Regions from separate parts of the Mus musculus genome. Here all the other regions are linked to region 6. The links are chromatin loops, found by intact Hi-C in ENCODE. Cell type or tissue: left cerebral cortex. All regions are shown on one strand. Region 1 overlaps Gm31569 (a long non-coding RNA gene). Region 2 has its middle 38 kb from the start of Gm31508. Region 3 overlaps Myt1l (myelin transcription factor 1-like). Region 4 has its middle 97 kb from the start of Gm31650. Region 5 overlaps Gm31508 (predicted gene, 31508). Region 6 holds the start of Gm31333 (predicted gene, 31333). Region 7 overlaps Trappc12 (trafficking protein particle complex 12).

The links. Hi-C counts contacts between places; a loop is a spot of excess contacts. Peaks named below come from ENCODE experiments on the same cell type or tissue, not always from the same donor. Only the 100,000 strongest peaks of a DNase experiment are listed, where the experiment ranks them.
Region 1: a loop joins it to region 6, with 2.8 times the contacts of the local background. A loop is called at or near these places in 4 of 42 quality-filtered maps.
Region 2: it touches region 6 in a loop (6-fold over the local background); 3 of 42 quality-filtered maps call a loop at or near these places.
Region 3: it touches region 6 in a loop (7-fold over the local background); 6 of 42 quality-filtered maps call a loop at or near these places.
Region 4: it touches region 6 in a loop (2.7-fold over the local background); 2 of 42 quality-filtered maps call a loop at or near these places.
Region 5: it touches region 6 in a loop (5-fold over the local background); 3 of 42 quality-filtered maps call a loop at or near these places.
Region 7: it touches region 6 in a loop (13-fold over the local background); 6 of 42 quality-filtered maps call a loop at or near these places.

The regions. Positions count from the first base shown.
Region 1 is chr12:29,277,873-29,281,872 of GRCm38, reverse strand. It overlaps Gm31569 (a long non-coding RNA gene), which reads right to left. Exons shown (of 4, transcript XR_381400.2): 4 at 3,155-4,000. Among named protein-coding and RNA genes, the nearest start is that of Gm31569, 74 kb to the right of the region's middle. In left cerebral cortex, no CTCF peak of the experiment used is centred here; DNase peaks (open chromatin) are centred at 835 and 1,583; H3K27ac peaks cover 2,156 bases.
Region 2 is chr12:28,870,650-28,874,649 of GRCm38, reverse strand. No RefSeq gene overlaps it. Among named protein-coding and RNA genes, the nearest start is that of Gm31508, 38 kb to the left of the region's middle. In left cerebral cortex, no CTCF peak of the experiment used is centred here; a DNase peak (open chromatin) is centred at 2,186; H3K27ac peaks cover 3,132 bases.
Region 3 is chr12:29,531,287-29,535,286 of GRCm38, reverse strand. All of the region lies in intron 1 of Myt1l (myelin transcription factor 1-like), which reads right to left. Among named protein-coding and RNA genes, the nearest start is that of Gm20208, 2.2 kb to the right of the region's middle. In left cerebral cortex, CTCF peaks have their summits at 800 and 2,135; DNase peaks (open chromatin) are centred at 241, 759 and 1,878; H3K4me3 peaks cover 3,883 bases; H3K27ac peaks cover 3,795 bases.
Region 4 is chr12:29,340,370-29,344,369 of GRCm38, reverse strand. No RefSeq gene overlaps it. Among named protein-coding and RNA genes, the nearest start is that of Gm31650, 97 kb to the left of the region's middle. In left cerebral cortex, CTCF peaks have their summits at 537 and 2,048; DNase peaks (open chromatin) are centred at 614, 1,016 and 2,068; H3K27ac peaks cover 252 bases.
Region 5 is chr12:28,972,715-28,976,714 of GRCm38, reverse strand. The region is part of intron 1 of Gm31508 (predicted gene, 31508); the gene reads right to left. Among named protein-coding and RNA genes, the nearest start is that of Gm31508, 64 kb to the right of the region's middle. In left cerebral cortex, a CTCF peak has its summit at 1,775 (motif pointing right); DNase peaks (open chromatin) are centred at 1,250 and 2,032; H3K27ac peaks cover 2,913 bases.
Region 6 is chr12:29,140,172-29,144,171 of GRCm38, reverse strand. Gm31333 (predicted gene, 31333) reads right to left here and starts at 2,243. Exons shown (of 4, transcript NR_154987.1): 1 at 2,093-2,243. In left cerebral cortex, a CTCF peak has its summit at 1,982; DNase peaks (open chromatin) are centred at 693, 1,151, 2,145 and 2,798; H3K4me3 peaks cover 321 bases; H3K27ac peaks cover 3,783 bases.
Region 7 is chr12:28,697,359-28,701,358 of GRCm38, reverse strand. All of the region lies in intron 8 of Trappc12 (trafficking protein particle complex 12), which reads left to right. Among named protein-coding and RNA genes, the nearest start is that of Mir6937, 20 kb to the right of the region's middle. In left cerebral cortex, a CTCF peak has its summit at 1,513 (motif pointing left); DNase peaks (open chromatin) are centred at 993, 1,186, 1,499, 2,973 and 1 more place; H3K27ac peaks cover 3,741 bases.

The DNA.
Region 1 (4,000 bases), 140 kb before region 6:
CCATGTCCAGTCTGTACAGTGCTGAGAACTGAACCCCGGGCTTTCAGCATGCTAGCCAGGTACTCTACCCACTAAGCCACACATCTTTTCCTTTATTGAGATGAAATCCACTCTTTCAAGGTGAACAATTTGGTAGCGTTTAGTACATTCACAAAATTGTCTGACCAGATGGGTTATTTACTTACTTTTTATAGACAGGAGATAGAGAAAACAAAGGCCCCAAGAAATTAAAGGATGAGATTTGGGTTGTCACTCTGTCCCCCTCCCCCGGGGAACATCACCATCCCCACAGTGACAGGACTATGATTTGGGGGGCCATGAAGCTGGCAGGAACTCAGCGAGAGCCCAACTCCATGTCAGCCTCTGACTGGCATCCCCAACTCCATTTGACACCTAAGGTGGCAGCGCTGGCCCTTTGGGACTGCAGGTGTTCAGCTCACCGCCATCTTTCCTCTCACCTCGGGGTCTGCATCCGCACAGATGCCCTTGTCACCAGCCGACAACCATGAGCACAGGAGAGCCTGAGGAAGTGTCACATCCAGGCTTGGAGGAATGAGATAAAACGCAAGCAGCCAGGCCTACTGAATGAGGAACGCCCTGGGGAACCCAAGTCATGCCAGCAGTGCACCGGTGGAAAGCAGGGACTGCCACAGACCCAGGGAACCCAGGCTCCTGCCCAGCGTGTCTGCTGGGTGGGGTGGCTGAGATGCTGCCCTGTAGGACAGCCAGGCTCTGTGGGATGAACTGAGAGTGTCTCTGCAGTGGAGAGGGGGAAGCATTCACACCACATGTGCCACAATCTTACGGCTAAAAATAATGTCTGTAGCCAGCCCTGGCCTCGGGTTCTCGTCATGTGTCTAGTGTCTGAAAACGGATGTTGTTGCTCTCCTCTGTGCGTGCATGCATCCCTCCTCCTCAGTATGTGTGAGTGCTGTGTGCTGATGTCCGTGCTCTGCTTTCTGGGGGCTGGGGGGAAAATTTGTGTATCTGTATTTAGTGTAGTTTCTGAAGACAACAAAGACTGCAGCTTTATGGAGATGAGATATGCATACAGTGGGTGCCTACTTCTGTGTGCCTAGCACAGTGCACCTCCAGCCTCCTGGGTTCCTAGTCAGGAAGACAGGCATCCATGACCCCTATGGAGCTAACGCCAGAGGCTGCAGATCAGTTGCAGCTCAGAATAGAGGGGTGGGGGCTGGGTTCTGCCTGCACAAGCCTGGCTGCCAGGCATCTGCAGTCAGCATTCATTTCGCAGTGAGAGAGCTGAAGCTCCAGGGGTCATCTGGGAAGTGACAGGTGGAGATGTCCCAAGTGTAGGCTCTGGAGAGCCCTTGAGCCTTGGACTGTCTCAGCCCCTCCTCAGCCCTCACTTCCCTGGGTGAAGTCTCTGATATGACCCCTAGCTGGAGCAATGGAAAGGTAATTTTCCCCTGGAGCACTGGGAATGTGGTTTATGGCTGCTGCAGAGAGCACTCTCCTAGAGACTCTAAATTACCCAGCTAGCTGAAACATGCTTGCATGAATAATAGATCCAGCCCAGATGCAGAGCGCCTCTTGTGCAATTTCTCAAGGCGCCTCGAGACTCTCTCAAGGGTGCTTGCCGAGGTCACAGCCTACTTGAACTATTCCGGGCTGGGAGAAGCAGAAATCTGCAGGTGGGAAGACACCATTCCTCAGCAGTGTGGCCTCTTGCCTTTGTGAGGGAGGCAGGCTCCGAGGGGCCATGCCTGCAGGAAGAGGAAGGCTGCTGTCAGCTCCTGCTCTAGAATAGAGTGCTGCTGCCGGCTCTGTGATCGCCCGCTCCATTTAATCCTCCCCAATTAGCAAGGTGGGCACGTCCCGATGTCACAGCGTGGAAACGGCTAGAAACACAGAGCTCTTCCTGGCCCATGACTACGTGTCACAGCAGGTAAAGGGAGCTTTAAAATCTAAGAGCAAAATGCACGCCTTTCATGAGCGTTGCTCCCCAGGAAGGAGGGGGCTTTCCTCCTAGCCTCACACTGGGCTCAGCGACCTTGAGCATGTCACTGTCACCACAATGTCCCTGGATCACAGCGACCTTGATGTCACAGTGTGCAGGAGGTACCCACAGTGCGTCCCTGCTACATTCCTCTGATCTTGAAGAGAGGATGCTGTGCTCCCTCAACAGCATGTGACAGCCATTGTTCTGTTTCTGTGAAATCCGCAATAGCTTGGGGAGAGAACAAGAGACTGCACAAACAGGCACCTCACTCTCTAAACTTGGGGTGGCATGAGAATCCCACCTGTATTCATCCCTGGAGCAGAATAACAGCTCCCAATGATGCCCTGGTTCTCAGCCCTGTGTGCTTTGAATGTGTCTGTCAGTGGCAAAGGAGACTTTGCAGGTGTGATTGCATTGCAGATCCAGAGATGGGAAGATGAACTGAAGTGGGCCATGGCATTAAGGGTCATTTGAGAAAGGGAGTGTGGGGGTTGGAGTGAGAAGAAAGGGGATTATAGGAACAGTTTGAAGGATGTGACTCACCTGCCAAGGAAACCCATCAGCACCCAGGAGCCCTTCCACCCTAGTAGAAACCTTTCATGCCAGTTGTACTGCGCTGTTTCCCAGCATGCTGCATTTTCATAGGTGTGACACTTGCAAACGCTCACTCATATGCTCCCTGCACCATGCAGCACCATTCTTGCTTCTGATTATGCCAGTAGCCTTCACTGCACACCCTAAGAAGGGAAACATGGTGGTATTGCTGGCAGTCCCAGCCTGGCTAGCTGTTGGACATGTGTCTTAGTCAGGGTTTCTATTCCTGCACAAAACTTCATGACCAAGAAGCAAGTTGGGGAGGAAAGGGTTTTTTCAGCTTACACTTCCACACTGCGGCTCATCACCAAAGAAAGTCAGGACAGGAACTCACACAGGGCAGGAACCTGGAGGCAGGAACTGATGCAGAGACCATGGAGGAATGCTGCTTCCCGACTTGCTTCCCCTGGCTTGCTCAGCTTGCTTTCTTACAGAACCCAGGACTACCAGCCTAGGGATGGCACCACCCACAATGGACTGGGCCCTCCCCACTTGATCACTAGTTGAGAAAATGCCTTACAGCTGGATCTCATGGAGGCATTTCTCTGTGATAACTCCAGCTTGTGTCAAGTTGGCACATAAACCCAGCCAGTACAGCATGCTCACCCAGGGCTGGCTAAACAAGGAATTCTTGTTTCACTATTCTCCTTTCTGATTCCTACCTGTGAAGGCAGAAGCTGAAGACACAGGGCCATAGAAAGGGCTCCATTAAAGCCATCTAGGATGGGATCAGGTTTCTTTTGGGATATCTAGGAGTAAAAGATGCTTCATGTTCTGGGGTTTAGTACCCACTCACATTCCTGGTTTCTATGGAAATTATTGTTTGGGGCAGATAGTCCCCACAAAGGCAGCTGCATTTTCTCCCATCCACCATGCTGAATTGTCAGTCCTCACAGCCTGTGTGCATGCCCCTCCTTGCCAACAGCCCTAAGCCCTGCAGTGTTATCCCAACTCAGGACACAGAGGGTACCCTTCCACCTGTGCTGACCCAGGGCACACTCAAGAAAATTCTGGAACTTAGTGAATGTAACATAAGAGAAAGACACAGGACAGCTGAGATAGGTTTGTGGTAGGGAAGTAGGAATACAGATGCCAAGTCTGTGTTGGCTAGTTTTTTGCCAACTCGACACAAGCTATAGCCATTTTGGAAGAGGGAATCTGAATTGAGAAAATGCTCCTAACAAGACTGGCCTACAGGTAAGTGTGTGGTGCCTTTTCTTGATTGATGGTTGATGGTTAGATCCAGCTCGCCATAGGTGGTGACACCCTTGGTCAGGTGGTCATTGGTGGTGTAAGAAATGGTGAGCAAGTTATAAGTGAGCAAGCACTCTTCCATGGTCTATGCATCAGTGTCTGCCCTGAGTTCCTTCCCTGCATCCCCTAGATGGTGGACTACAAGTTGTAGGATGAAAAGTTGCTTTTGTTCATGATAAGCAGTAGAAA
Region 2 (4,000 bases), 270 kb after region 6:
CTCAGATGGCACAGGCTGCTTTGGTTTTCAGCCCCCAAAGCTGCCAGCTGGTTGCATCCTTTTCTGAAGCTTGGCCACTCTTGCACCTACTTTAGCAATGTGTGCTCCTGCACCTACCTTGTTATTCATCCTACTACCCACTAGCACCTACTCGGTATCTACGCTAGTATCTACTCCCAGTGCCTACCTACCTCAGCATCTACCTTAGTACCTAGCCTAAAATCTATACCCCAGTACCTACCCTAATATACCTCAGTACCCACCCCAGAACCTACTTTATTATCTATGTTAGTAACTGCCTGAATACTTACACTAGTACTCACCCTAATATCTATACCCCAGTACCTACCCTAATATACCTCAGTACCCACCCCAGAACCTACTTTATTATCTATGTTAGTAACTGCCTGAATACTTACACTAGTACTCACCCTAATATCTATACCCCAGTACCTACTCTGCTCCAGCTTTTTACAAAAATACAGCAAAAAAGGAAGTTCCCTGTTAAGAGTGCCAGGTTTGCCTCCAGGATGCACTGCCCACATGCTGCTGCCCCTACAAAATGCAAGCAGTATATCCCAACACCTATCTCAGTACCTACTTTATTATCCATACGCAGTACCTGCCTAAATATCTACCCCAGAATCTACCCTAATGTACCCCAGTGCATCCCCCCAACAGCTACCCTAATACCTATACTCCCGTATCTACTCTAGTATACCTGATGCATATGCTGCAGTATCCACCCCACTCAGAACCTGCTCCTATGCCCCTTGAGTCCCCGAAAGGCCAGCAGCCAAGACATGGAAAAGCACTGAGCCTTAGGGTCGAGCAGGCTGGCTGCTGCTGCTGTGCCTTAGCTGACCTCAAACCCCTGGAGCTTCACCAGTAAAGGCTAGAAGACTGCTGCCGAGAACACCCTGAGACCAACAGGAATCAGGAAATGACCATTCAGGTGAACGCAGTGGGGACTCCACAGTCAGACGGGCTGAAGGCAACAGTATAACCTGGGTACCTCAAGGCCATGCAGCTGTCCTGACCAGCACTGGGACAGTGCTGAGTGACTGGCATTGTGTGCTTGCTGGTACCTCAGGAGTGCAGAGCACCAAGGGTGAGCTCATGTGCCACAGCATCACTTACCATGACAGCTGGGCATGGATCACTAGGTGCAACTGTCACACAGCAAGAAGAGATGAGAGAGGTGAGCTGCAGGTGGGGTGATTTGCCCAAGTGCTCGTAGCTCCAGCTCTCTGTGTAATTGGTCTGGAAGGCTTTTAACAATTATTGATAGCTGCAGACCTCAAGAGTAGCTCAGTTATTTTCTGCATCGAAGCAGCGACCAAGCCAGCCCAGCAAGTACAGCCCCTTAAATTCTGAGACCATGGTGGGGGTTGGTGGGTGTCCTGACAAATGCGTGCTCGGTCACACACAGCTATTTTGCACAGCACTACACAGGACCAGAGGGTGGTCTGCACTGACCTTGGGGAACCCTGACCAATGTGGGCCTCCGTGGCATTTGTGTCGAAGGGCAATGCCCCCACAAAAGCCATTCCTCAGCAGGCGATGAGGCACTGCACCAAGGAACTGCCAGGCATGAGCGGGAGGAACTAAGAATTATGACCACACCTGGTTTTAAATCACAGCTTGGCGACAGGCACTCCAACAGTGATCCATGAGCTGCGGCACAGGTCTGCATGGCATGGCCTGTGGTTAATCTGTGTGAGCTGGTGACCTGGATAGAGGCAGGGTGCTGCCTCCTCTGCTGAGCTGCTGCTGGAGCTGTAGGACTGGCTCTGCTCAGGAGAGAACTAAGACACGGATGTCCTTCCATGGTAACCTCATGATGCTTTCTTTGCAACAAAAGCCAACAATCAGAATCAGATGCTTAAGGTCTAGGAGATCAGTGCAGGCCTATCCTGACAGCCCTGCCTATGGGGGCACTGAGGCTGGCCATGTAGTTGGCTCTGATGGGCAGGCAGCGTGGTGCTATATGGTCAAGGAGCTCACTCAGACTGTTTCACCATGCCTGGCACGCCCACAGTTGTCACCCAAGAGCCAAAGTGCATCCTGGCCACGTGTGTGCCTGTCACAGGCTGTTGTCTCCTTCGGCGGAGGCAAACACCCAAGTGAACAGAACGGGGACTGTGATTTCATTTCACAAGCAAGGAGACGCCTCCTACGCATCTCTGAGCTTATCTGAGCGGCAGGCTCCAGACCAGCAAATTGCCGCCCACCTACACACTCTGCACTTCCTCGGGGACTGAGTGAGAAGGCTCTTTGAGAAACAGATTCGGGATCTGCTCTTCCTCCAGGATGATGTTCATTCCTCTTGGGGAAGCTCATCAACTTCTATATACTGAGGAAGGGCTGGGGGCCTCTGGCATCAACTATTCAAACATCCCTAGGAGAGGGAGCCCACCTGTGCATCTTATAAGCCTCTCAAACTTCCCTGAAGGGGATGGCTTGCCCCTTCCCCACCAGTGCCACCAGCAAGCACACCACAGATAATGATTCACTATTCCTCCACTCTCCTACCCAGCTCTGTACCTCTGCCTGTGCACCCTATAAGCCGGGCACCACGCTGCTAGCAATATCCCTTAGTCCAGGCGACATCTGAATGTGCTTTAAGATAACTTTTAGCAACCTGACCCAGAGCAGAACACCCAAGCTTCCCAGTTGCTCCTGTGGCCCATCTTAAGTCCACACTGGTACAGGGCCCTGCCTGGGTGTGTATCTCAGCTCCCAGGTGCCTCCCACCCTGTTGCCTGTGTGTATGAAGGATGATGCAGTATTGGCCAAATGAGTCTGGCTGACCTTTCAAATCACGCTCCTCTCCTCCACCCTAAACTTCTTTTATCCATTATTTACTCACTTTACATCCTGACCACAGCTTCCACTCTGTCCTCTCCTCCCAGTCCCACTCTCATACTCCTCCCCCACCTCCAATCCCCCTCCTCAGGGCTCTGTTGACACAAACCTGCTGTTTGCCTCCCAGCCTCAGTAGCCTCAGCAACAGTCCATCAGGTACCACTGAGGCCTGCCTCACTAAAGGCATCCACATTGTTCTTACTTAGTCTAGCAGAGCCCAGTGTCCCTCAGTCTGGTAGGCTCAGGCCTCTGAGGGCATCTGTGAGCAAGGTGTACACAGCAGCTTCAGCATAGGCCCTCATGCCAGCTTCCATCTGAAACCCTTAAGTGCAATGCCATCATGGTTGACAGATGAACCTCTTACGTAGATAAAGACACCCAAACCTAAGGGTTATGGAACCCATATTGCTGCCCTGAGAAGCGGCATGCCCACCCCTCTCCCAGCAGAGACCCGATGAGCCAGCCTAAAATCCCACACACCAGGTCTTGTTCAGATTCATTCATGCTGGCCCTACTTTCCTCTCTTACGCCCTGGCCCAGAAGACTCCCTCCATTGACTGACTCTTCTTGGTTCTTCCTGACCACTCCCTTTTCTGTGATGGATGGCTACTGCCCTGACCTGCAGAAGCTCTGGTCCCAGAGATGACAGATACGGTACATGGCTTGTCTTCCTCTCCCTTTCCCAGCATGGGACATCAGAAGCTCTGGGCAGGGCTGTGTGGGGGAAAGGCTTTCCCGACAAGGAGACACTGGTCTTGGGGACAGAATTCAGAGGCACTCTTGTAGATCTGTCTGTGATAGTGAGGAGACCAGGGAAGCTGGTGTGGTGTGTGTGTTTGTGTCTGTGTTGGGAAGGCTTTGGCGGGGGGGCTCAGATGTGGATGAAGGGGTCTGTATGCCCTGGAGAGGCCTCAGGGTCCCTTGGTACCTACTGAGTATCAGACCCTCACCCAACAGTATCCTCTCTGCTCCAGATGGGAACCACAGAGTTGGAGATCCTCAAAATGTCAATCATTGAAGAAGACATTTTATACTTTATGAAACTAGATGAAGAAAGATGGCCAAGGTCAGGCCTTCATGGACCTAGCAGCTGACCAAACAGATACCCAACTGCCACACTTCACCCCTGCCC
Region 3 (4,000 bases), 390 kb before region 6:
TCTGACAAGCAATTGTTCCCACGGCAGCCACCCCTGCCTTCCATCTTAGGGACTCACCCAGAAAATTCTCCAGCCTGCTCCGCGACTACAAAACTCTTCTAATGCTTTTGAACGCCCACCATTTGTTCTCCATTCATCCAATCAACTTCGAACCGCACATCTTCTCTCTATCGGCGCGCAGACACGGGGCCACTTCTCATCTGTATGCTAATTATTTTGCCACATGGACAAAAGTAATAATGCTTTCAGACAGGAAACTAACAGGCCTGAAGTCGAAGATGGAAATTAATAAGTTGACACCACTAAACGCCGGGGAAGACGGGCATGCGTGCAGAGCCCTGCCTGGTGGATGCGGCGCAGCCTCCATCAGCAGGCAGCAGACAGACGGCCCTGGGCCGCCAGCACTGCCCAAGCTGCGAGCATCAGGCACAGGTTTCCTTAGAGACCACATCGCTGCCGCAGAGGCCCACCGGGAGCATCCTGCTGACTTACCCTGCTCGGGCGGGCTGCTGTCCTTTAAGCAATACAAAACGCAGCCATTTCCTCAATCCCTAACTTCATCACTGATCTAGATGTTTCTCAACCTAACAGCTGTGAGTTAAAACCAGTAATTTCTAGCCTTCCTGTTTACTAGGCTTTCAGTAGTCAGGCAAGATTGGGATGTGTGCTGTGTGCTTCCTACACTGTACCCACAGGCCTCTAAATCTCTAGAGCGGAGTGTGTGATGTGCAGTGCTGTATTTAATGTAATAGATGAGAACTGTAAATACGCAGGCTTACTGTTGGCTGCTACCCGCTAGGTGATGTATCTCAGAAAATCTCCCCTATCGTTGACGTTATGGTAAATGCATACAGTGGCTTAAGAAACCTCAGCAAAGTCAGCAGAGCCTTGGTGTTTTCACGGGAACTACAGCTACACATCATAACAAAACAAAAAGGCATTGGGACCTCCCCTGGCAGCTCTTAAGACTGGAGAGCGGGCACCAGAGAGTTAACTGAAGGGTTCCCACCATCTCCCTGGCTTCTCAGCCACACTACAGTATCCCATCCGGTACAAGCTCCTTTTCTCATCTTCCTTTAAAACAAGAGACAGAACTATTCTCTGAGTAACTTTTAGCTCATGATACCAGCATTTGAAAAGGAGAAAACAGAAAAAGTTTATTTTAAAAAAGAGCAGACCCAGTAAGATGCCAGAAACACAAAAGAGGGCATAGCTATATGACTTTCTGTGCCATTTGGGGTTTTTGTTTGTTTGTTTGTTTGTTTGCTTGTTTATTTGGGTTTTTTGTTTTGTTTTGTTCCCCCCACCCCAAGGTGCTGATTCTATAAATAGCCTCTTAGGGCAAGCAACAAATGCTTTTCTGTGGTAGTAGTTGTCCCCTTCCCTCACCAGCCTCTTAGTAGAGCACACTAAATCATCAAGGTACCTCCCCTGTCCTGGAAGCTAGCTTTGACTATCCAGACTCCTGATGAGAACAACTCTGGGAGATTGCAGACAAGCAGCCCATAGGCATGTTCATCTGAGGGGCAGCTGTAGCCGAGAGGGTTCCATCGCTGGCCCTCTGTACCCTGAATCATGCCATCCTGTCATAGTGTGTAACCAAACAAGAGTGGACGGTGGCCAGGCAGGTGGAGAAATGGCTGTGGGAACTACTTAAGAGACCATCTGAGATCACTCAGAGGAGTTGGAAGCTGCGGCAGCCAGGCAAATAAGCAACCACATGTCACCTTTAAAGGAAAGGGAAGAGGTACCTCTCGGCAGATGAGTTGGTGGCCATCAGCAAGTCCTCCTCAGCAGTCTGTCTCACTCACGCAGCTCCTCAACTGCCATGGAGAGCCCCAGGCACGTGTGGTCACAGATCCCTCCGTGTTTGCATTCCCTCCACCCCTCCCATCAGGACCCGCACCGTCAGCCCTGTGCACAGGAGTGCGAAGCAGAGCCCACAGCTCAGCCACTGGGGGCCTCCATAGGCACAGTGCGGACTGGTTTCTGAGGGAGACTGACAGCAGTCCCAAGGTCCCAGGAACACCCTCTTCTTGCTCTCAGAGGTAATTCCTCTGAAGAGCATCTGCCTGGCGCGTGGTTACTACACAGGGTACTGCCTGCTCCCTCTCCAATGCCCTGACAGAAACCACAGCTCTCCACAAGGAGGCTTGCTGGGGACACCCAGTGTCCCTCCATCTTCCCATAGACAATGCCTTGTCCACTGCCATCAGAATGCCTCCCTCCCCTTCTTTACCCCCCACCCTGGTAATCCCCACACGGGGGGCTTTTTCTTTCATCCGGAGCTATAGCATTCACATTTCCTTCCTACCCAGCAGCCTGAGGCAGCAATGCTGGCCAGTATCTTCTCATACAATAAGCGCTTATACAATCTCTCTAGTTTTCTAACACCTGGATTACATTTTCTCTGCCATCTCTGATTACTTCTGCAGATACCCTGAGGGCTCATTAGGCCATCAAAGCTTAAAAAAAACAAAAAACAAAAACAAAAAACAAAACAAATCACTTTCATTGTGAAAACGTTCCCAGAAAAGTCATTGTGTATGCTAGAACAATGCAGATATGGAAGAGGCAGAGACAGAAGAGAGTGGTAGAGAGACAAACAGGGGCAAAGTTAGAGAGGCCAGGGGGCCAGGAGAGGCAGGGAGAGGGGGAAGGAGAAAGGAAGAGAGCACAAAGATACTTCAGACCCTTCAGACCGAGTCACATGGCACTGAAACATAGCCTACTGATGGAAAAATGTACAGTTGTTTCTACTTGTGCAAATTATAACTGTTTTAGGCAATATATTCATATATGGGATATGCCAACTTAAAATGTTTGTTAAAAATATTAGCTGTATATGTTATTTAGATATCACCCCTGCACACACACACACACACACACCAGAACAAAACACATATACAGTACTTTATTCTTTAAGTCCACAGCATCAGCTGTCTTTAGTTTGGACTACACATAGAAGGGTGTCAGTTGAGACATTGTATTTTGCAGTGGGGCTGGAACTTAGCTTAGTGAGAAACAGGTTAATGTTTTGCAAGTTTTTGTTCAAGTTCACCTCCCATTACTTTTGTCAGGGGATGCTACGAAATTTTAAAAGAAGAGAGAGAGAGAGAGAGAGAGAGAGAGAGAGAGAGAGAGAGAGAGAGAGAGAGAGAGAGAGAGAGAGAGAGATTCTTTAAGACAGGGAAAGGAGGAATACTGCAGTGAGCTCAGCTATGGAGGGATCCTCCTGAGAGCAGGGTAGCCTGAGCTTCCCTCACCGCCACTCACTTGCGACCTCAACAGTATTCTGGGGGACTCTTCAGACTTTATTGTCAAATATTAGATGCATTTGAAAAACTAGTTATTGATTAGAAAACATGGCCCTTGAAGAAAATGGGCAAGCAGTTGAGTTCAAGTTCAGGGCAGAGAGGTCCCTACCGAGGGAGCCTCATTATTTCCTCTTGTTCCAAAAAGTGGATCTATTTTAAAGCACAAGAGTGACTAAAACCTTACGTTATTGTTTGTAATTTAAAATCTAGCCACTGAAATGCATAGCAAGTAAACTGTGTTAGAAGAGATAATATGCATTTTTGAAACAACAGGTCTCCATAGAATTAGACTGTCTTACAGGTTGACATGGGATGTCTGGCTTAGACATACGACATTTAAAATATTATTTTATTAGCAAATATAATTTCCTCAGATATAACTGCCTTTTTGAACGTGGTACATGTGCTGCATTTCTACATAGAACAAACAATGCAAATGAATATTCAAATTTTAAATCCATTATTTTTTAATCTATGTATAATGGTAACAAATAGAAAACTTTGAAAGATCTTTAATACTGCAAAATAACTTTTATTTACATTTATTTTTGATAGTTGGTAAAGGAAGTGAACAGATATCATCAGAGAGTGGGATAGTTTATAACAATTAATAAAAGCCAAAAAAATTTAAAGAGTTAAAAATTAAATTAAACCAGGTAGAAAACATTGCAGGAATAATAAAG
Region 4 (4,000 bases), 200 kb before region 6:
TGGCCATTGAATGGCCATGTGTTGTGTATAATAAATGTGTTCACATCAGCAAAGTAAATTCACAGGCTATTATAAAATTTGAAATAAGCTTGATAAGAATGGTCCAGGCTTAAAAGAAAAAGTATCTCCAAAAGAAGTATTGACAATTGAATACTAACTGGGTGCCTGAGAAGATGGTTCAGTGGGTAACGTGCTGGCTGTGCCTGAGAAGTATAGTGTAGCTCCCCAGGGCCTACATAAATGCTGAATGCTCTACGAGGCTAGCTACATTATCCTAAGCAGTAGCCTCTGAGTTCAAGTGAGAGATCTTGTGTTAACATATAATATGGAGTGCCATTAAAAAAAAATACACCTGAGACAAACCACTGGCTTTCATATGTATACACACACCCACAACACACTTGCACACATATCACATTATGCACAGACATTAAGAAAAAAAAAACCCTCTAAATGAGGCACAGTGACTCACAGAGACCAGCATCACCCCAGGGATGAATGGGACTTGCCTCCCACAAATCACAGTTTGTGTGTGTCCCTAGGGGAAACACTCAGAGTTGCTGGTAGTTCTGAAAATTAATGGATGATTTTAGCCCACAGGGAAACACAGAGGCAGCATCTCCCAGCATCTACTTAGCATTTACTTTTCCAAGTGACAGCCCTTCTCCATATTTCCTTCTTGTAATTGTTCAAAAGATACAAAGCCGAGAGCCCGCACTGTCGGTGCTGTAAACAGCCCGACGCCATGGGAAGCGAGCCACCCTGGCCGCTGATCCATACACAGCTGTGTTCTGAATGGGAATTCTCCTTGCATCTGCATCCTGCTTGACAGCAGCGCCTGGCAGGTTTTATGTGCAGCATTGGCCTTGAAATGCCATCACCCCCATTAAGTGAGCAGTGCAGAAAACATCGAGGGTCCTCAGGCTGAGAAGGGTGTTCAGGGCCAGGAGCTGAACATTCTTTGCTTCTCCCACATGGAAATATCCTTGTGCATTTTTAAATGTAACTCCGGTTGGCCCGCCTCCATCTCGAGTATAAAGCTTGTTCCAAGGATGAGACACACATGGTTCTTTCTCCCAATTTCTCATGCTGGAGTTATCCTTGGCATCAGTTCCAACATCCATCCCTCTCCCCAGTACAGCCCCCAGATCAAGGACCTGCAATCCCCACACTATATATCACAGAAATATGACCTCTCTGTTTTTAGTGCAGAGGCATTGGAAGTGCACCCTGCCAGGCAGCTGTGGTGGGGCAGTGAGGTGAGGGTATAGGGGGAAGGCATGGTGAAGGCTCTATCCCTTGCCAAATTTAAGGTGAACCTCCTCTTCTGGTCAGCTAGTGACAGCACCCATGGCAGGGACCTGATTCTCACCCCACACTGGCTTCCTGTCCTCCCCATCCTCCCTCTCCGCCACCTTCGATACCAGTGTCCTCCTGGGGCTGGAGGAGAGCACAAGGAGTCCTAGCCTTTTCCTTCCAGGCCCCAGTTAAACAAGCCCATCAGAGCCTTGAAAGCTCTCTCTGCCCTTCCTGCCTCTTCCTTTCATCTGAAGCCTGCTCCACCTCCTGGGCATCTGCAGAAGCCTCTCTGCTTCCTGGAGAAGCGAGCTGAGCTCTTTGTCCATTGGCTAACTTGTGCCTTGGTCAGAAAAAAAGATGGAGGCTCAGTGCAAGGCTCTGCCCTGTTTCCTGTACTCTCTGCCCTGCTCCCCTCTCACCCCACCAGGGCATATTGGCATATAACCACCCTTCCTTCAGTCTGCTCCTGTCATGGTGGATAGGCTGTTAATCCTTCAAAAATCCCACTGTGGGGTGTGTGTGTGTGTGTGTGTGTGTGTGTGTGTGTGTGTGTGTGTGTGTGGTCTCTGTGTGGCTACATTTTTATGTGTGGGCACATATGCATTCATATTAGGTCAGAATATAACCTTAGGTTTGGTTCTCAGAATGCTTACTGCTTTAAAAGCTTATTTTTACCCATGTATGTAAGGGATCTCTGTAAAAGTGTCTGCCACACAGTGTGGGTACCTGTAGAAGGCAGGAGTGAGCACTGGATCCCTTGGAGCTGGAAATAGTTGTGAATCACCCAGTTTGAATGCTGGGAACAGAACTCCATATTCTGGAAGAATAGCAAATGCTCTTTAACTGGCTGAGCCTTCTCTCTAGACACTCTCCTTGTTGCTCCTGTTCCTCCTCCTCCTCTTCCTCATACTTCTTGTTTGGTGTGTGTATTTGTTTTGTTTTGTTTGTGGGTGTTTTGTTTTATTTTGGTTTTGTTATGTTTTGTTTTGCTGAGTAGCTTATTGGCCCGGAGCTGGGCTTGCAAGCACATACCATCATGCCTGGCTTTTTTTTATATGGGTTTTGAGGTTGAAATTCAGGTCCTTATTCTTGCAAGGCAAGAACTTTATCTTCCAAGTCATGTCCCCATCTGGGTATTTGTCTTTTAAAAGCACAATGAAGGAGCTGTGTGTCTGGCACGGGTCTGTCCATCTGCATAGTCCTAAGAGAGGAAAGTTGTGAAGGTCTTATGGATGAAATGACGGTGAAGATGTTTAAGTCACTGTTCAAGGTCACTCAGCCTGGAAGCACAGCTCTGCTCAGTGCTGGCGACGCCTGGCCTTGACCTTGTCCTCCTGAGCCTACCGAGCCTCCCTCGGGGAGGGCAGGACAGCATGGCAGCAGCACTGAGCCCATTCAGAATCAGCCTCACCTTCACTGCTTCTTAGGATTCTCCAAATAGCCCACTGTGTTTATTTACAAACCCAGCACCCCTTAGATCCCAGCACTTATGTGGGCGGGGACCAGAAGTCTGTCTGTGTAACCAGACTCCAGGTGAGTCTACACATGTTAAAACTGGGAAAGCAAGGGAGAGAGAGAGAACAAAGGAGAGTGAGTGAGTGAGGGGGGAGCAAGAGAAAGGGGGAGGGAGTGGAGAGGGAGAAAGAGAGAGAAAAGTAAGAGGAGGAGGAGGAAAAATGCTATGCACTTTGCATCTGAAGTATCTCTGCCTTACCATGTGTAAATACTTACTCCAAAGCTACTGGCACTATTAGGGGATGTTAGAACCTTTAGAAAGGAAGGCCTGGTAGGGAGAAATTAGGTTGTTGGAGACTTAAATTTCTTCTCTCTCTCTCTCTCTCTCTCTCTCTCTCTCTCTCTCTCTCTCTCTCTCTCTCTCTGTGTGTGTGTGTGTGTGTGTGTGTGTGTGTGTGTGTGTGTGTGTGTGTGTGAGCAGCTGTGCTCTGCCCATCCTCCCTACCCTGATACCTCTGCACAAACCCACAGTAATGGGGCCAAAGAACCCTGAACTATACTCTATGAAACCATGGGTGGGAAGAAAATCTTTCCTCCTTTAATCTACTCAGGCATTTTACCACAGTAGTGGAAAGTTGAATAAGACAGTGGCATTTTCCATCTGTCATAGCATCACGAGCACGCATTTTCTGTCAGAACCCAACTTCCTCACAGGACAGAGCAGTACCGGAAGTCTTGGGGATGGTGACTGTCACTGGCAGAATAGAGGTGGGTTCACTGATCTGGGAATGCAGGCTGGAGTCTAAAGCCTGAGCCAGGGCAGTGACAGCAGGGCTCCTTTATTTTGTGAAGAACCCTAGATGTTGTTGGGGCTGAGTCCTGCCTACTTGGTCCCAGTGTAAAATGGCTGCTGTCTTTAGGAATGTGCTTCTTGGGTGGGCAGCCTACTGGCCCTGTGTCATCACTACCCTCAGTCAGAGAGACTGTGTACCTTAGCCACCTTCTCCTTCTTGTACTAGAGAATACCTCCAAGATCGAAACATTCTATCCTGTATGGGAGCTCCTTAAGCAGAAAGATAAACAACTCATAATAGCTTCAGGAAGTCCCTGAAACAGACCAAATTTACTAGGCCCTTTCCTGCCAGAGTATGCTATAGGAACAGAGCTGTAAATGAGTTCCAGAAAAGCTGAACTGAAAAAGACCTTTAGATAAACCAAGTTGCAAAGAAGACTGAGACCTGACCAA
Region 5 (4,000 bases), 170 kb after region 6:
TACCTACACACAGCAGGATGGCATGGACTATTGGCTACTCCGATACTGCAAAGGCCTTCATTTCTTTTTCCTTTCTTGAAAGGGGCTTTCATGGATCTTAAACTGGCCTCCAACTTACTATGCAGCTGGAGAATGGCCTTGAACATATGATTCTCTCTGCTCCTCTTCCAGGCTCGCGCCACCATGTCTTGTTTACACGGGGCTAGAGAGCAAACCCAAGATTTTATACTTACCTGGCAAGCACCAGTCCCTACTACAGGGACCCATTTCAGCACCTGAATTTCTCAGTTAATGGCTGAGCGCTGGTGACATCTTAACTGAAACCGAGGCTATAGCATGACCAGGGTGGCACATGTCAGCAAAAGGCCTCAAAGAGATGCGCTCCAAGTGTAGCCTGAAGCTGTGTGGGGTGTGGAGGGAGGATTAATGGAGTGCAGAAGAGAGAGGAAAGAGAAGGCAAGCAGAAAAGATGCTGATAGGTAAAGGAAGGAGAGGGGTCAAGACAGAAACCATTGTTTGAAAAGAGAGGAGGCAAAGAAACAAAGGACAGATGCCTAGTAGCAGGTGGGTAGAAACAGGAGGAACTGCCTGAGGAAGGGCTGGCCTGGGTCTGGGTCCGTTCCACTTCCTACACAGGAAGAGGCATCATTGCCCTGTTCTCTGAGTCGGACCTCCCTGCAGAGTAAGCCCTTACTTACTCAGAGAGGGAGGCAGACACACCTCCCTCACCATAAAACCAAGGAGAGAACAGGAACCAGGACAGACAGGCAGCAAGGACAGTCAGACACAGAAGTTCTTGGCTGGCTAGAGCCCTCTCATAGACAGTCATGCTGCAGCAGGGCCTCTGCCCTTGACCCAGGACTCTAAACTCAATGGTGCACATAGGCACCAAGGGGCCCACCCCAAAGGTGTCTAGTACTGTATCTCTGAAACCTCAGTCTGTTGTACGTGTGTGTGTGTGTGTGTGTATGCGCGCGCATGCGCGTGCATGTATGAACATCAATATAATTACTGCTTCTACCCTGAAGAATTTGATTCTGTTTCTCCATCTTAGAAACACTCTAGTCACGCTCCGTAGCCAAGCTCTAGTGCATGGTGAATGAGACATTGCCTGCCCCTGGTGCTGTGTATTGTACAGCACAGCCTGCCACACTGTATGGTAGAGGACACAGTGACTGTGCATGGTGCTGTGTATTGTACAGCAAGCATGCCTGTGCACAGTGCTGTGTTGGACAGCAAAGCCAGTCACACTATACATTGTGCGCAAAAGCTTTTTGGCTTGCTGAAGCATTCCTGATGTGTTTAACCGCAGTTCCACCCCAACTCACCTCCTCCCTCAGCCCGTCTGGTTTCACCTCACCAGTGCATTCACACATCTCCATACACTCTCTATCCCACTTGTACCATGACCTACAAGTCACACCACCCACCTCCAACCCAGCCCCCTCCACCACCTCTCTACCCTCCCCACCTCCACCTACCCTTTACCTTCTGCACCCTTCACTGCACCCTCCCCCACCCACCCACCTGCACCTTAATTCTGCCTGAGCCTGAGCACAGCTCTCATCTCCAGTAAAGAGCTGCTCCCAGCCTCTGGCAGACCATTGTACTTCCTGTTCTCAGTGGCACAGCCCTTATGCCACCGCATTCCAGTCTATGTTATCCTTTGTCCACCCACCCCACCTCCTGTCTCCTCTCCTGTCCACAGAGAGCTCAGGACAGAGACTCTACAAACACCATCAGAGAAGGGCACAGTGGCTTGCCTGCAGGGGGAGCCACAGAGCCACCAGCTCAGACAGGACCCACCAAGGTCCAGCCAGGACACCCCACCAAGAACTGGAGTAGTTTTCTTTTTTCTTCTCATCTTCCAGGTCATCTCCCTGCCCTGCACCAGCAATGCTTTTTGAGAAGAAAGAAATACCGAGTTAACATTCCTTAACAGCAGATGTGCCATCATGTAGAAAATAAAGCTCTCCCTCGGCGCTCTGCGTTGGTGTGCCTCAAACAGTTCATTCTGGAACCTGTCGGTTTCACATGCTCTCTGTTGCCATGGTAATGCTTCAGTTCGAGCTGGGAAACACTGGCACACATTACAAAGGATGGCCCTGAGCCTTGCTCAAAAGTCCTCAAACTGAAATGGAGCCTTTACATGGAAGGCTGAGGCCTCTAATTCAAATGTTGGCTGACAGTGGCAAGCTCAAGGCAAACAGGTGCACACAGAGCTGAAAAGCTGTGGCTTCAGGACTTTTATTTGTCAAAGAACCATTGACCCCATTGCTGGAAATGTTTTCAAGACAGGGTATCTTTCTGCAGCCCAGTCTGGGTTGGAACTCACTATGTAGCCCAGACTGGCTGCAGGCTCTGAACACACTCTCTCTGCCTTTGCCCTACTAGTGCTAGAATTATAGACATGAACCACCATACCCAAACTTAGAAAAGATTTTAACACCTGCTTTGCCCTCTCTGCTTTCAGGCAAGAGGCACTTTATCTCACTATAATGACTTAAGGACCCAGAATCCATAAACATATCTAAATGAAGTCCTTGTGAGCACAGCACAGTAATGCCAGCTCATGGGCATCAGGCTTGGGACCCTGCTTCTCATGAGCTCTCACTAGCATGCCAAGTGTGTGTTCTCTCCCATGTGGAATGATCTCCAGGAATCTCCAAGGACAGCCAAGGAAAGGATAGATGGATGGATAGATAGATAGATAGATAGATAGATAGATAGATAGATAGATGAGAGCTGAGTAGATAGAATGCCAATACACTATGAATCTTGTTAGGTATGGAAGCATAGTCACATTTAAACCTTTTAGTTTTAAAGACACAGACAAAAGCATCTACAGGTGAAACAGGTGTCCGTTATTGACAGTGGTAAGCAGATAGGAGAATCTGATAACATATTGATAATTGTAGGTAAGGATAATGATTAGATTGGTTAATTGTGGTGTCTGTGCCTCTTCAAGTACATTTAAATTTTAAATTTTTTCATAACAAAATTTAAAAGAAAGATAGGAGACACATTAACAAAACCAAATTAAGACTTAGGGACTGTGGAGGAAGAGGGAGTAGAAAGACCTTAAAAACCAGAGATCAAAAAGGACTCTGGTGAAACAGTATTTTTTGGACATAAAAATACCACAGGACTCATGAACTCACAGCACATGTGGCTGTCCGCACAAGACCTGTACAAGAACAAGCCAGTCTGCAAGCTCACAACCTCCCACCTGTAGCTATGGAGCTATTGGCAGTTAATGGCTCCTTGGGAAGGCAGACTCAGTTTTCCTTAAGGGTGTATCTTCTGGTAGGTCCACAACTCTCCAGTGGGTGACCTCAAACCTATGTGAATATAGGGAGCACACACTGGATTCAGTGGGTCAGAGGAGGAGAAAAGGAGGAAAGGAGAGGAAGAGAAGGAAGAGGAGGAGAGGGAGGAGGAGAAACCCATATAAACAAGACTGGATCAGTAGCAGTATTAATGGACATATCAGTGTAAAAGGAAGAAAATTTCACAGGGTTCCACCCCTAGGCAAAGAACTGTAGGCAATTGGGCAATTCTTGACAGCTGGGATGAAAATTAGCCTTTCCAGCAATGAGTGCTTTTATTGGTTGTTCAATACAGAGTGATCAGCCTTGAAACCATATACATACAAGCATCAATGTGCGTGTGTGTGTGTACACAGATGTATATATGCACACACACACACACACACACACACACACACACACACACACACAATATAACCAGAGAGAAAGAGGCGATCATCTTGAGAGTGGGAGGGCATGGGAGGGATTTGAGGAGGATATCTAGAAGAGACTTGAGGGAGGAAAAGAAAAGGGGAAGCTGTATAATTCTATTTCAACTAAACACATTTTTTAAAAATATAAATTTCCCCATGCTTTTCTTGAATCTAATCCCTGGCTAACTCAGCCTTCCTACTTTTGTAACTAGATGCTGTAAACTAGTGGTGTTTAATACTGATTGTCAACTTGGTAGA
Region 6 (4,000 bases):
CATTGCCATCTTTCTGGCTTGTCTCGTAGTAAACGGCTTAGTGGGAGACCCCCAAACCACCACTGGTGGCCTTGCTATTGGCCACCAACTTCCAGTTTTCATCAACACAGAGGGGTACCATGGTATCCCCACTTTTACGTGCTTCTGTTGTGTTATGGCCTAGACCTAACCCTAAACTACCCTTGTGTTTACCCTTAATCTAACCCTAACCTTAACCCTTACACTTATCCTTACCATTTTCTTTACACTTACTCTTATTCTTAGCCCTACCCCTACAGCTACACTTAAAGCTGCGCCTACTCCTACAGAACCTCCCAGGGTCTGTCTCCAAATACTCAAGAATTATCATGTGAAAGATGTCTATGGATCTCAAATAACAACTGGTTTTGCCTTGTAAGGCCCCTGGTGAATCCAATCAAGGCATGCAGATTCAGCTACCTCAAGCCAACAGAGCTCCCTACAAAGAGGCCACCCCATTAACAGTTCTAGGGGTTACTCCCAGCCATATAAGCTCGGTAGCTTTAGACACAGACTTTTCCTCTCAGTTTCCTCTTCTGCCACGCAGGACAGATCTAGTGACAGGATGTGTGGTGTTTCAGGAGCTGCCGGGTAGCGGAGACAGGCTGAGGAGCCCTGAGCTGGAAGCCAGGCTGCTCTTTGGTTTTCTCCTGCAGACACCCGCCCACGCCTCTGCAGATCGCTCTCCTGGCCCCTTCACTAGTTGCCATGGGAAGATGAGAGCAGAAAGCTAAGCTCTGTAGGCAGGCGCATTACAGCAGCTTTTTGAGGTTCCAGTCCCCACAGAGGAGAACTCAGCAGGATGGAGGCTGGCTCAGTAGCACAGAGCCCCTGGCCAGGTCTACTCATATACAGCCTCTCTGTACATGCCTGGCCCCCCAGGTTTCAGCTCCCTCCTCAGTCAGGCATGATGTCTGGGCAGATTCACAAAGCTTGCTGTTCATACTTCTACTTTCTCATTACTTTTAATGTGTTTGTGTGTGTGTGTGCGCGCGTGCGCTCGTGCATGAATTTGTGGGGTGGGGATGCATGCACGTGAGTGTGCAGAGGCTAGAAAAGGACACTGGACATCTTCCTCATTCACTCTCCAACTTGAGATGGCTGTGTCACTAAATGGAAAGCTTACCACTTCAGCGAGGTGACTGACCAGCCAATGCCAAGAATATTCCTGGCTCTGCCCCCTTTCCCCCCCACCTCCCCGCATTAGGTTTGCAGGCATGCATAATCATAGCCAGCTTTTTATGGAAATGCTGGAGATTTAAATGTGGGTCCTCAGGTTTGTACAGAAAGTGTTTTACTCGGTGAGCCACTGCCCTACCTCCCACTCCCCATTTTCTCAATGCAAATCTCACTCCAGAAGATCTGAGACTGAGTACCAGGTCCATGTGGGATATGAAAGTGAGGAATTTGGCAGAGGAAAACCCAGCTCAGCCAAGGGCAGCCACAGTAGCAGCCTTCCCCAGGGGGTTTCTGCTAGCCACTGTACCAAAGTGTTCACATACATGGCCTCAACAAGCCAGGCATTATGAGCAGAATGCCCACATTGTGGAGCAATGATAAACTGAGGCTCCCACAAGTAAGAAATGAACCTCTGTCCATACAGCTGGGGCCATTCTCCATCCCATCCTCAGAGTACACACAACTCATGGATTGTGGTGTCACCCCAAGTTCAAGCCTCCATTTTGGAAGTTCCATTTCTACCCTATAACAAACCTTCCTTTATGTTATGGCTTCCAAACATTGCAGGTCTAGGTCCCTAGAAACCAAGGGAAATGGCCTCTGCAGATGGACCATGATGACAGAAATTGGAGGGATATAGATAGCTATAAGTCAAGATACGCTGACCGCCACAAGATAGTACAAGAAGCAGAAGGGTTCCAGTTCTGGTCTCCAGAAAGATCCTAAACAATGGAGCCAGCTGACCAAACCCAAGCTGAGCAGAAGACAGCGGCAACAGTAGCATCCTCTCCCCAGGGTGCGGCAGGCATGTCAGGCACTGTACCAAACTGCTTACAGCCACAGCCTCGTTAAACCAGATGGTTTTCTGTCCTTGGCTGACCTTGCGAACACACACCTGTAGTATGCAGAGCTGCAGGATGAGTCGCACTGAGGCCAAAGAAGAGAAGATGCACTCCACATGTCCACTGCTGTGTCCCTGGTCCACCTCCACCCACTCCTTTCACTGAGATGACAGGAGCTGGAAACAGAAGGGAAGCCCAGAATTTACCAGCTTCGGCTGCCTTCACGGCACATGGGATGAGCGAAGTGCCTCCCCCCACCCCAACCTGGCTGAGTATTCTATCCCTGCCAGATGCTCACACAGAGGCAGAAACCCCAGTGTCTCCAGGACACCATTCTTCACAAAGTGCCATGCCTCATTCTGCCCTCTTTGCTTCTTTCACCTCCTAGACACACGGACAGTACCACAGCTCCTAGCTCCACGCACATCTCAGTGTGGAAGTGGGATTCCCGTGGCTGTGGCTCAGGGAAACGCGGGACTCAATTATTTACTTGCCCCGTCCCTTTGCTTTCTTGTACTCAGCTCTGTGGAGCCCGGTCTCCAAAGATCCCCCTCTGCCTTGAAATGATAGACAGCAAGCCAGCAGTCAGCCTAGGACACTTTCTTGGGCTGTAAGCACCAAGCCCCATGCTCTCAGAATGCAGGCTGTCTCCAACAGACATAAAAGCAGCCTGGGTTTCTTTTTTTAATCGGTGAGAGCAGAGCTCGGCAGATTCACATTCTACCCACATCTAAGAGCAGGAGCCGGGCAGCTGCTCTCCGCAGCGGGAAGCTGGCAGAGTCCAGACGCAGACGTGTGCAGCCTCAGGCGGATGTCCAACTGTCCACAGAGCTCAGCTCCATCCACAGAGACAGAGAGACGGTGCTCCCAGCAGCCAAGCCTCCGCCCTCCTTCTGTGCGTGAGGGATGCCACTCCTGTGGAGGTTCACAATCTCGCCTTCACAGCACCTGTCACACAGGGCGTGACTGATGTCCACTGGCTTGTCTAAGCAGTGCAGAAACAAAAAAAATCCCCATTGTCTGATGGAATCTGTGGTTGCCAGCCAAAACATCAGAGATCATTCTCAAAACATTTCCTTCAGAGCTCTGCACCTATGTGCTAAACTTGGTACTCTGGTTTCCCTCTTGGATACCAGCAGTTCTAAGAGCCGGTGGTAAATCACAGGGTTTGGCCTTCAACACACTGAGCCTCGTTTCTGTTTTAGACAATGCCCCCATGAATGTCTGTTAGAGACTTGAGGCCTTTGTTGTTTAGAATTATTACGAGGGAAACTGGTCCATTTCACTCCGTGTGGAAGTAGGTGGCTGATAACAGCTTGAAGGACACAAGGCCATGGGGGGTGGGGGTGAGGGATACTGCTTAGACAAGCCAGGGGGCTTCAGTCATACCCTGCATGACAGGTGTTATGAGGGAGAGATTGTGAGGCTCCACAATGACAGCAGGAAGGGTTATCTAGAGGTCACTGGGCAAAACCTGCCTCTTTCAGAGAGCACACTTGGAAGGAACCTCAGGTCTCTGGTGTTTGGTGGAGATTAAGTAGAGGGAGAGAGGAGGGATAGAGGGATTGAGGGAGAAAGGAGGAGAGGGGGGAGGGAAGGACGGAGGGAGAGATGGAGGGAGGGATGGAGAGAGAGGGAAGGAGGGAGGGAGGGAGGGAAGGAGAGAGAGGGATGGAGAGAGGGATGGAGAGAAAGGGAAGGAGGGAGGGAAGGAAGGAGAGAGAGGGATGGAGAGAGGGGTGGAGAGAGGGAGAGAGAAGGAAGGAGAGAGGGACAGAGAGAGAGGAGCTAGGGAGGGAGGGAAAGAGGGAGCGAGAGAGGGAGGGAAGAAACAAGATGGGAGTGAGGAGATCAGCCAGGAAATACACTTAGGCACTAAGAATGGACTCAATGGCTCTTCCTGGCAGTGTCCACTGGGTTGGGACAGCTCAGCACAGCCTTCATGTTGGTTGGGATCCTGA
Region 7 (4,000 bases), 440 kb after region 6:
TGTCGTTGTAAAATTTCCACAGAAAACAGTTTATATTGCTGAATTTAATTGCACGGGCCTAGGTCTAAACAGTCTAATTAAAACTGCTCACTCCGCCCGAAAATGGGCGTTTTCCTCTGAACTCCATCCAGAAAATCTCACCTTTGTTCTGATTGTTTTACTGTGAGGGTCATTTTTTAATGATTGATGGATTTGACATCTGAAGGCAGTCTTTCCCACCAGACCCTCTTGTGAGGACCTCACCCCGAGCTGTGCACCTGAGGAGCCAGTGTGACTCGGGGAGCTCTGCCGGGCTGTCAGTCACTGAATTTCCAGTCCATTCTCCACGTGGGCCCTGCCAGCGGGTTTTCAGCTTCTCTCTCATTTCAAATACATCCCATGCCTGGCTTGCCTCCCGCCCTGGGCACGGGTGGCCTGCCACAGAGCTGGCGGCCTTGCTGCCAGCTGCAGGCAGGCACTGAAGCCGCCACGGAATCTGTCAGCAGCAGACGCCCAGAGCAGCGCTGTTAACACCTTCCGAGCTGTGGTGAGACGGCTCATCAGCTCATCCTCAGCCAAGGTCGTCCTGCTCTGACTGAGCGGCCGCCAGCGGGCAGGTTACCAAGGGGAAGAGCGTGCTCCTCGCTTTAGAGCGACTGGCAGCCCTCCACGTGGCCAGCTCCTTGGACCTGGCAGGAAAGTCTGTGACCACAGCCCAGCCATAGGACAGTGTGTTTCCTCTGCACCTCTGCAGACAGGTGACGTGTGACATTGGGTGTAGACAGGCTCTTGTAGTAGGTGACCTTGACACAGAAGAATGGGTTTCCTAAAACCTCTCCAGCTGTCCTCACAGCTCTTTCCGACTCTTGAACACATTACAGCTTTTAGAAGTTCTGTGTGAGATATTTGCACATGGTCTGTTGCCACAGGGCCACTTTGTTCCTGGTATCTTCCCACATCCACCTCCCTGGTGACATCATTGCAGAGCCTCCCCCACCTCCCCATGGGCTGCAGCCCTCAGCCAAGGAGGGGCCTGCTTCCTTCTGTCCCACCGCCCCCTGTGAGGCCTGCCTCTCCTCACTGCTGTGGCCTGTAGCAGCCTGAGAAGGCACCGGGAGCCTCCAGTCTCCTGAAGTCTCTGAGCCTTGGTTGCCTTCTTAGGCTTGCAGCACTGGTGGTGCCCAGCCACAGGCTGAAGATGCTCAGGGAGGAAGTCGCTGCTCAGCTGCAGTGCACTCAGCTTGCCTTTCTGAGAGACTCTGTTAGAAAATAGTGTAACAAAAAACGCTTTCCTTTGTTTTACTGCAGTAGTGACACCGCCAGCAATGTAGGCACAGGCACCAAACGTCTGCCTGTGACATCCTGTCACCCAAGGTTCTGAACGGGACGGATTATCATGTCTCAAAAATACTTTCTCCATGGATGTAATTTAAATTAAAAGTTTGATTTAATCTTGATTTTCATGAGTTAAAGAAATGCTGTAAGGAAAGTGGATGTGAGCACATGCAGTCTGCTGCCATCTAGTGGACACGACAAGTATTGCCACAGTAGCTGGGCTGCATAGCTGGGGCCTGTGTGCCAGCTAACAATGACCTAATTAATCAGCCTTTTAATGATAAGAAATTTGCTCATATGTTCTAGTTCTGAGAGTCCCACTATATATTTCCAGGAACACCCGCTTGCAAGACAAAGCCCTTCGTTCATAAATGTGATATCCTGAGGTTTCACAGTAGCCATAAGATACCTGGACAGTTTTCAGCTTCACGTCCTTATACCTCCCACACAGCATTGACTATTGTGGCTTCTCTTTTGTGGGGAAGAGCCTGCCACACACAGGGTGCCTCCTCTTTGCTTGGAAAACACTACATAAAGCCTTTGTTGGCAACAGAACAGCCATTAATACAATTTAGCAGTCTCTCAGCCAATGCAGTTTTTAGGTGCAAGTCAGGCAAGAATGCTTTTGCCCACATATGAGTGTTTGTATTTCTATTCAAGGGCAGGTCAGTGTAGTCAGAAGAGTAGAGCGGACACACTACAAGAAGCTGTTGTCAGCTGGCCTCCAGGTTCCCAGAATGAGTGATTTCATTGACTAACAGCCAACTAGGTGGCCGTCAGTGACAGCCCTGAACACTCCCTCTAACCGCCCCCAGGCTTGTTGACACATGCTGACACTGATGCCGATAGCACCTGCCTGACAACCCCTTCTCTGCTGCTGCTTTTTCGGATCAGTCCCAAACCTGTGGATCCACCCTGCCTCCTAGGAGAACTGTAAAATCCTATCAAAACTGAACCTGGTGGTACATACCTTTAACACCAACATGGGAGACAGAAACAGATGGATCTCTTGAGAGTTCAAGACCAACTGAGTCTCTATAGTTAGTTACAGGCTGTACAGAGCTATACCGTAAGACTCAGTCTCAAAAAAGTTATATATAATGGGTATATTTATAGCCTGTTTCTTTTCTGTTGGGCCATTCTCAGTAGCATGTACCCTTGACCCTAGGGCAAGTTTGAAAGGCAGCAATGCCAATCAAAAAAATCTAAGATCCTAGCAGGGCTTACTCCTGAGGCATACTGACCCTCCATGCCATGCACCCTGGCCCTCCATGAGCTGTCCATCAGAAGCATCATGAGCAGGGTGGAGCCTAGGTCACGATGGCCTGTGATCAGATGCAGTACTGTGACTCGGCACAGCCTGCCCTCTGCTCGGTGAAATAAAACGTAAGGGTACGTACCAGGTTGGAGGAGGAGACCAGGATGGACCTTAGGGGCCATGGGCTAGACCCTGGTCAGCCTGAGAGCAGGCCCTCAAGTCGCACAGGGTGGCGTGTCCGTGTCCCCTCAGCCATGACCCTGACTGCCCAAAGGCTGCCTTCTCCCCTGACACCTCATGGTGCATGCACACACACACACATCCACGTGCACCTGCTGGCACAATGAGAAATAAGGCCGGCTGGCCTTGGGCGGGGCCGCAGTGACAGGCAGCAAACGTGGTAGGAGAGGAAATCAAGGCATGTGTGGTCTGGCTCCTTGTGAGCATCAGGCCTTGAATAAAATTAGTTTTAACGAGCTGCACTTGAAGGTACCAGACTGGAGAGTCTTCTTTTTTTTTTACCCCTGCCAAACTGGAATTTTCCTTGTCGTCTGTCTCTATAACCTCCCAATTAGCAAGCTCAGTCGCTGTAGTCCCAGTTTAGAGGAAACTTAAAGTTTAGAGTAGAGAAGTGAAATACCTCCCAGAATCTTATGGTTAGGAGGAAATGAGCAGTGCCAGCCTTGGACTGGTCACCATGAGCTGTAACTGAGAGGAAACAAGTGCTTGGCACGGCTCTTGCCACAGTGTTTGCTCGGCTGCACGCTACAGAGGCTGGAGGAGGAGCTGACCTTTGAACCCTCTCACTGAACCCAACTCTCATACCTTTTTGTACTGTGGACCAAAAGTGGGAAGTGGATACTAGGTGGGTGGTAGAGAGACTTAGCCTCAAGGAGGGGCTGCAGGCAGGAGTGGTGTGAGGCTGCTGCTAGGAAGGTGCACAGAGCTGAAGCACTGAAGACAAAGCTCAATCTGCAGGATACAGACGCCAAGGCCACAGCGCCTTCAGTGCCTCTGGACACCTGCCTCTATAGAGCAGCAGTAACTACATGTCATTATAGGTCACAGTGACATCCATATGCCCTCACTGTCATAGTAAACTTGATTGGTGGGTCATTTCAATGCAGGTATTTTGCCTCAATATTGAGCACAGAAAAGTGAGACACTTTCAAAGTGTGGCTTATGTGTTTGAAGGATGAAATGGTGCAGAACTACGAGTCCTTACAACAGCTCTGCCAGAAAAGAGGGAGGGACCAAATACAGGGATCTCTGGCTTCTGCTTAGGAAGTGGGAGCAAAAAGCAGCCTTTGGGCCAGATGCTAGGTCCAGAGCCCTGTGGTAACAAGAGGATGTATGTCACACAGAATTCAGAGTCCTCAGTCCTACCACCATTGGTGGGAGGGGTCTAGCACTAGCCTGCTGCCCCCA